Linked DNA regions of Homo sapiens: region 2 is linked to region 1. A link is a contact called in ENCODE Hi-C or POLR2A ChIA-PET data. All regions are on one chromosome and are shown on one strand. The core of a region is the stretch at or near the end of the contact, and the rest is flanking DNA. Distances in the headings are between cores, read along the strand shown. Region 1 has its middle 330 kb from the start of F9. Region 2 has its middle 210 kb from the start of FGF13-AS1.

Region 1 (3,571 bases), core at 381-2,880:
GGTGACTGAAGGTTCCGGAAGTTTGTGGAGGGGTTAGATCCGTTGTCATACGGGTCATTGTTGCCCCCGGTCTGGCTCAAGGCTAGCATTCAATCCCAAGTGAAAGAGTAACTTTGGAAAGTAGAACGACAGCTGTAGGTTTCCAGAGCTCCCCTAATTGTTGAGTCTCAAACAGGCATTTATATGATAAAGGAAAATGACTTCAGGGTCATTAAATCGTTTTGTTTTCCACTGAGGGCCCAGAGAAGTAAATGTAATTAAAGAATGTAGCACCAGATTGATCTAGGCACGTCATTCCCCTGTTGAATCTGGGAGTATTTCTCGTTTGTTTCTGGAACTTTGGTTCCTGATTTCCATCAGGTGGTTACTTCAGGTTTATTTCAGGCTACCGTTGGGAGACCCTGAAACCAAATTCATTCACAGAAAATGAGTTTCTGTTCTGTTTATAATTTGCAGTTGTCCAGAATGGATTAACGCATCTGGAAACAGGACAGGTTTCTGTAATTCAATAATACAAATTTGTACTAGGCATGTGTCATAACATTTTCTTGTGTTGACTCACCACATTTGAAACCACATACCTCTGTAGGAATTGAGTAATTAGCACTTGAAATTATGGCTGTAATTAGAATAAATTAATTTTACAAGGCAACTTTTAAGAAGGGAGTTTACTTCCCCGAGAAGATGGGAAGCTTTTGGCTGCTAAGAGCAAGATTGCCATTTCAGCCTTTCTGTTCGTTGTTGAATTTAGAGCATTTTCAAAATATTAAGTGTGTAGTAGCCATTAGTATTTTCTTCTTTCAAGTATATGAAAAGTCTTATGTGACCAAATTTTAAAGACTACTTTTTATATTAGAGATGAAAGGTACAAGGTCTACTTATCTTTTAATCAATAGAGTTTATATATGTTGACCATATTTCTGAAGAGTTTTCCTTACTTACAAATTTCCTATATATAGGTCATCTTTAATTTTTTTAAGCTGAAAAACTAATTGGCATATTCTTTGTAACATAGCAAGATATAGGATCAAGCATTTCATAGATACCTTGAATATACACACATTTAATTTTGAACAATGGTGTGACAGATGATTGGATGAAATCAAATAATTTAGTAACAGTTTGAATGAATTTCATAATCTGTTTTCAGAGTCTACTGCTCATTTAAATTCAGCCTCCCACCCCCATCAGTTAGGGCTCATACCCACAGTGTATCATAACTACATCAATTATTATAGAGTACAGTGTTTCCAGAGCTTTTAAAGCACAGGTAGTAGGTTTCCAGTAAATTATTTTGTGCTGCTGAATGAAATATGGCCTTAAGAGTACATAAATTGCTGATTGTCTTTTTAAATGACATTTTCTTCAACTCACTGAGGTTAAGACCAGTGATGGACACTGATCTTTTTCATAACCTTTTCAAAAATGTAGCCAGACAAGATAGGCTGTTCTGTTTGGAAAGGGGGCGGGGACCTTGATTCTGTTTGAAACTATTAAAAAGGCCTCTTGTGCAGCCAGTCGCCTTTTGTGTATTTATTTATGCTTTGTATAAACTTTAAAATTGGCAGATGTGTATATAGTTTGAGTCACGCGGCTCTTGGACCGGAGGATCTGTTTCCATTTCAGGGAAGAAGAAAGCATAATATTTGTTTGTTCAAGCAGATATTCTCTTAGCTTTGACTCACTCTTCTCTACCTTGTCACATAAGATCTTTTCAGCAGTCTTCTGTTGGAAAAGCACTCAGTTAAGGCTGTTTCTGGTTTGTTGCAACAGTTTTCCTGTGGCATCGGAAATCTTGTAGGCTGCTATAGATAAAACCAAATCTTTTTTGGATTAAGTAAAAATGCTAGCTAATTCTCGCTTTCAAAACTGTCTTTAGGTTTGTGGCTACATGTTTGGAGTTGGGTGTGTTCTTTTCAACAACCCTTTCCTTTGTGCTTAGCTTAACAGCCACCATATCCAGGCAAGTTTCAAGGCTCTGTGGGCTGTGGGTTCTCTTGGTGAGACAGCACTGTTGTCAGGCTGGGCTCATGCTGGCTGCTGGACAATGGAGGACAATTCCATGCATAGCCCAAGAAGCCAGCCACTTGTACAGCTGCTGTTGTAATGGGTAGTAGTGGCCCCATGCATTTACACCACAGTTCGTTTTTTGTTCACTTCCTGGCCCTTTCCAATAGTCTTTCTATCCTATCCTACTGAAGAAGGACAGGTCACTGTGGTCATGCAGCCAGCATATCTAGGCTTGAGTCCTGAATGCCTTCCAAAAGATCATCTTGATCATTGTGGTTTACTATAATAGGTTTCATCAAGTGTCTTTCTCAGACTTGGGCCAGGCAAAAGCAGATGTTTAGAGGTATTTTACCGACAAGAAATTATGAGGTTGGTGACCTCTTATTAAGAAGTAACAGTGATCATCTGTCTATTACTCATGTAGGGACTTGTTTTTTTCACTCTGACATCATGGTCCCATGGTTTTACATACAGTGTCATAAGCCACACGGTCTTTTCTGTGCTGAAGGAGGTGATCATAGCCTTGCTAAGGAGGTGTGACCAGGGAGATCTCTAATCAGAAATATTGGTCTGTTCTTGGGGATAGGTGGAGAAAATGAGTGCACATTATACCCAAATCCTCTTCATAATTATTTGTAGCAGCGTGTAGCTTCTTTATTGACAAAGGCTAAAGCTAGAAGGGGGAGCAAGTTGAGGCATGGGTTAGGGGTACTGTATCTTTTCTCTAGCTTAGTACTGCTTCCTCTAAGCCTCTTTTCAGCACAGTTCAAATAATTTAAAGGGCTTAGTATGTGTCCTAGGTCTGGAGATGTGGGTGAGGTTGGAGTGGGAATGGATGTTGAATTGGGGCCTGGGTAAGAAGCAGAGGGTGAGCTGTGGGGCGAAGGAAGGAGTTGAGGTCTATGCCCACAGCAGGGAGATTTTATGGGTGGCTTTGAGGACAGGGTCAGGACTGGGGAGAGAATTGGAATCAGGGAGAGAATTTGAATCAGAATTGGATAAGCCAGAGGGCTGATTTGTAAGGCGGTAAGTAAGGATATGAAACAGCGTTCCAGGTCTCTTTGCAGCTGTGCTGTTTTATGTCCAAATCAACTTCTTATTCTGGGAATTACAATCAACATAGAACAACCAGAATGTGTTGCAGTTCTTCAAATATATCCAATAAAAAGGCTTTCTAGTGTCTGCTTCAGTATGACTTATATTTTTGGAGTTGAGAAATTTGAAAAGAATGGACAATAATTGTCAAGATTAAGCAATTGAAGGAGGGGGGAAAAACCATGTGCATTAGAGTAGATGAAGGGGATCCTACATGTCTATTACCTTGCTCAGCTAAACATTATCTTTGAAATGTGAAGACTAGGCACATAATATAGTTTTAGCAATTAGTACAGAACACAAATGTCTGCATAACTCATTTTCTGCAGTCACTGATTTATGTTTCCCTATCAAGAAGACACATCATCACCATGATATATCAGCACAGGCTGAAGAGTGGATTTCAGGCTCATTGTCCTGTGTAATGTGGGTCATCTTAGTTAGTTTTCATCAACTTGAAATGTAG
Region 2 (3,571 bases), core at 657-3,156, 280 kb after region 1:
ATGGGGCCAAGGAGAGAAACTTGTTAAAAATGAAGTGTGGTCTATTTCATGGAGCACAGCATAGGTGACTGCAGAGTAGATCATGGATTGTTTCAATGTAAAAACCAGTGGGTTGAACCCTAGAGCCCAGTTGGATGGGTCTATGGATGGGTCTATGGAGCACAGTTGGATGGGCCTCCGACTAAGTGTGAACTGTGCAGGGAGATTAGGTTGTAACAATAAAAGTTACAGTTCTACATTCATTTATTCATTCTTTCATTCATCCATTTAACACATTGTTTTTGAATTTGGCCTGTTTCTGTAGTGACGATGGAGCTATGAAGATAGTACTAGAGCTTTCATTTGGGTGGTTTGTTCAAATGCGTTAGGTCGGTTGGTGCAAGGTTTGTACTCTGGCCCTAAATAAATCATCTTGGCTTTCTAAGAGGTGACTGAATAAGACTCACTTACTCTGCTCTGGCCATATAGGCTTAGTTGTTGTATTTTTGTTTTTGTTTTTCTTTCTTGAGACTGAGTCTTGCTTTGTCGCCCAGGCTGGAGTGCAGTGGCGTGATCTCAGCTCACTACAACCTCTGCCTCCCGGATTCAAGCAATTCTTTCTGCCTCAGCCTCCCAAGTAGCTGGGATTACAGGAGCCCGCCACACCACACCCTACTAATTTTTGTATTTTCAGTAGAAGTGGGGTTTTGCCACGTTGGCCAGGTTGGTCTTGAACTCCTGATCTCAAGGGATGTGCCCACCTCGGCCTCCCAAAGTGCTGGGATTACAGGTGTGAGCCACCGTGCCCAGCCCCTTGTTTTAAAAATATACTAGGCATGCTCCTACATTAGAGCCTTTGCACTGGTTGTTTGTTCAACATGGAATGGGCTTTTCTTAGATGTCTATTGGACCAAATCCTTCATCTCATTCAAGTCTTTGCTTATCGCTCACAATGTCAATGAGGCCCACATTGATCATCCTATTTAATACCACAACCTACCTCCCACTCTGGCACTCCTTGTTCTCCTTATTCTGCTCACATTTTTCTTTTTTCATCAAATTATACCATACTTTTAATTATGCTACATAATTTACTTATATGTTATGCTGATTGCATACTGTCTGTTTTCTCCCACTTCATGAAAGCAAGAATCTTTGTTTGGGTCATGCTGTGTCACTGAACCCTAAAGGAGTGTCTTAAACACAGTAGTGCATTATTATATTTTTGTGGAATGAATAACTCATCATGTGCTTGGCAGGCAACATTAAAGAGGATCTTCAGATTTTTCAGAAGAGCAAGGGAGAACTCCCCTCACCTGCTGAGCTGTTGGCTGTGGACTCCAGATCAAAGTCTGAGGAACCACTCACCTCCATTTCTTGGCAGTGGAGAGTGAGATCAACAAGAGAGATAGGAGAAAATCATGGGGAGACTTTGAGTTTAGAGGGTCCTGGGCAGCTCTCTCACAATAACAGTAAGGTAGGGAAGCATCTCAGAGCTCTTTATGCAAAGGCCCTCATCCAAAAATCGAGACCAGATTTCCATGACCATTGCTGTTGCTGTTCTTACTACATCTGAGCTCTTCCATGCCCTCTTTTCCCTTTGATCAGTGGTGTCAGAAAGCAGATGCATACTAACATTTACCAATTGTAGGACATGTCCCACAACGAAGCTCATTCTGCCTTCAACACCAGAGCAAGAGGGAATTATGGGAAGAATATTCACCAGGGTAGACTTTTGGGGAAGTGATGCTGAAGCCTCAGTATTAAAAACTTGGAGCAGTGGGGGATGTGGATGGGCTTTCTGAAAAAGTTTTGAATTTATTAGTGAACCTGTTACTCATCCCTTTTGGGGTGTGGGTAATGGAGTGGAGGGAGAGCCACAGCTGCTTTGTGCTGAGTCATACGCTTGTGTTTGTACTTTGCCTTGCATAGAGGAATCCAAGGTTGCTTCACAATGACTTGGTTAAAATTAGCACTGTCAGAGAGCTCCGTAAAGAGTCTTGTGAAAAGTCTTCCAAAATAAATCAACCTTCCTGTTGGGGTTGAGTCATCCCCTTCTTTCTTCAACTGGAAATGATTTTAATGGGAAGGTAAGCCAGTAAGATCTTTTTGGTTGCCGATTTTGAAGGTATCATTGTGATAACACAGGGTGGTAAGGCAGAAAGTGTCAGACAGTGGTAGGGGGTCAAATGTTGGCTGTGGCGTAACTTGCTGTGTGACCTTGCATGAGTATCATAACTTTTCAGAGTTTCAAGTGTCCCAAAAGTAAAAAGTGGGGCTACCAACATCTGCTTTGCCGAGAGACAATAGATGTGTAATTAAGTGGAGCAATGTATATGAAGCATACTTCTTGGCACATAAAGTCCCTCAACAAATGGGAACAGAAATGATATTGATCACTGCTTTCCACATATTCTTCAAACTAACATGTCTCAAAGCAAGCTTATCACTCTCTGCCCTGCTGTTTTCATTGAGACCTGCTGCTACTTGAATTCATTGTAGCTCTCAGGAAACCATCATTCACCCAGGCATATTGATATATTGATGGCTGATCACTTCTCAATTACCACTACCAGGACTTTAATTCTGCCCTTCACCACTTCATACATAGAATATTTTACCAGGTTTTTTTTTTTTTTTTTAACTTTCCCCCTACCTCAAACACCTGGGAGTTCACCTACTAGGGTGGTCCCTTGGTTAGGATGTCCCTTACGGTTTCCTTCCTATTCTGCTTACTGTGTGGCAGTTGAGTGAGCATAGCATACTACTGTATGTCATTCAGGGTTATGGACTCAGTTACTCAATTCTGCACCCCAACCCCTTGACACAGGGAAGCACAGTATAGGTGCTCTATAAAGACTGGCTAGAATTGAAGTATATGGGAAGCTGTGACCAAGACGTCCTAAAGGCATATTAAATAGTGGTTGTCACCATCTAAAATTACCTTATTTATTTCATTATTTGCATATCTATATGTCCTTGCTGCCTTCATTATTGTCCATTTTACTCCTGTATCATGTCACAAGAGGTAGATGTCCAGACAGCTCATCATTCCTCAAGTCATACCTCTAAGAGAGCAGGAACTGTATCTTTCCTATTCATGGTTATGTCTCCAGACCAGAGCCTGGTGCTTCTAGTGGCCATCTTTTCCAACTGTGGGAAAAACCTGTCTGACAATAGAGCCAACACAGAGAAAAGCAAAGCTGAGAGATGGAGAAAAAAGGCAGAGTGCTGCTGATATTGTTCAAACCATAAGATCCTGGCATGCCTGAAGTGAACATACCCCCTTGGACATCCCATATGTGAGCCAATAAATTCCCATCATTGCTAAAGCTAATTTGAGTGGGGTTTCTGCCATTTGCAATAAAAAGCAAACTGACTAATACATCCTCTCCTCAGTACCTCATAAAGCTTCATGAAAATCAAAAGGAACTTTCCATTTGCAACAAGTTATTCATTCTAGTATCAAAGTTTCAACATGGTTATCCTTTCCTGCCTTACTCAATTCAGGAATGCACCAATAATGATGCCACTAGAGAGAGATTTCCTTGGTAATGGGCTGAAGAGCACCTGATGTGGTGGTAAGGGTTGC

What was found. A loop is a pair of places that touch in the nucleus more often than their neighbours do. ChIA-PET counts read pairs that join two places held with the same protein, here RNA polymerase II (POLR2A). Pooled maps may share reads with other maps.
Region 2: a loop to region 1 is called in a map of PC-3, with 9 times the contacts of the local background. The contact joins two enhancer-like sites. A Hi-C loop is called at or near these places in 3 of 168 maps with a recorded cell type or tissue (A673, PC-3 and gastrocnemius medialis) and 2 of 50 pooled maps. POLR2A ChIA-PET finds 5 or more read pairs at or near these places in 1 of 52 experiments (MCF 10A).

The regions. Positions count from the first base shown.
Region 1 is chrX:139,199,015-139,202,585 of GRCh38, reverse strand. It overlaps a transcript of FGF13 not described here. Among named protein-coding and RNA genes, the nearest start is that of F9, 330 kb to the left of the region's middle. Within about 2 kb of position 1,630, at least 2 of the 41 ENCODE cell types and tissues checked have a DNase peak (open chromatin) inside an H3K27ac peak, as active enhancers do; they include PC-3, where a contact is called at or near this core.
Region 2 is chrX:138,923,891-138,927,461 of GRCh38, reverse strand. It overlaps a transcript of FGF13 not described here. Among named protein-coding and RNA genes, the nearest start is that of FGF13-AS1, 210 kb to the right of the region's middle. RefSeq lists a cis regulatory region at 1,871-1,881 and an enhancer at 1,804-1,948. Within about 2 kb of position 1,906, at least 4 of the 41 ENCODE cell types and tissues checked have a DNase peak (open chromatin) inside an H3K27ac peak, as active enhancers do; they include PC-3, where a contact is called at or near this core.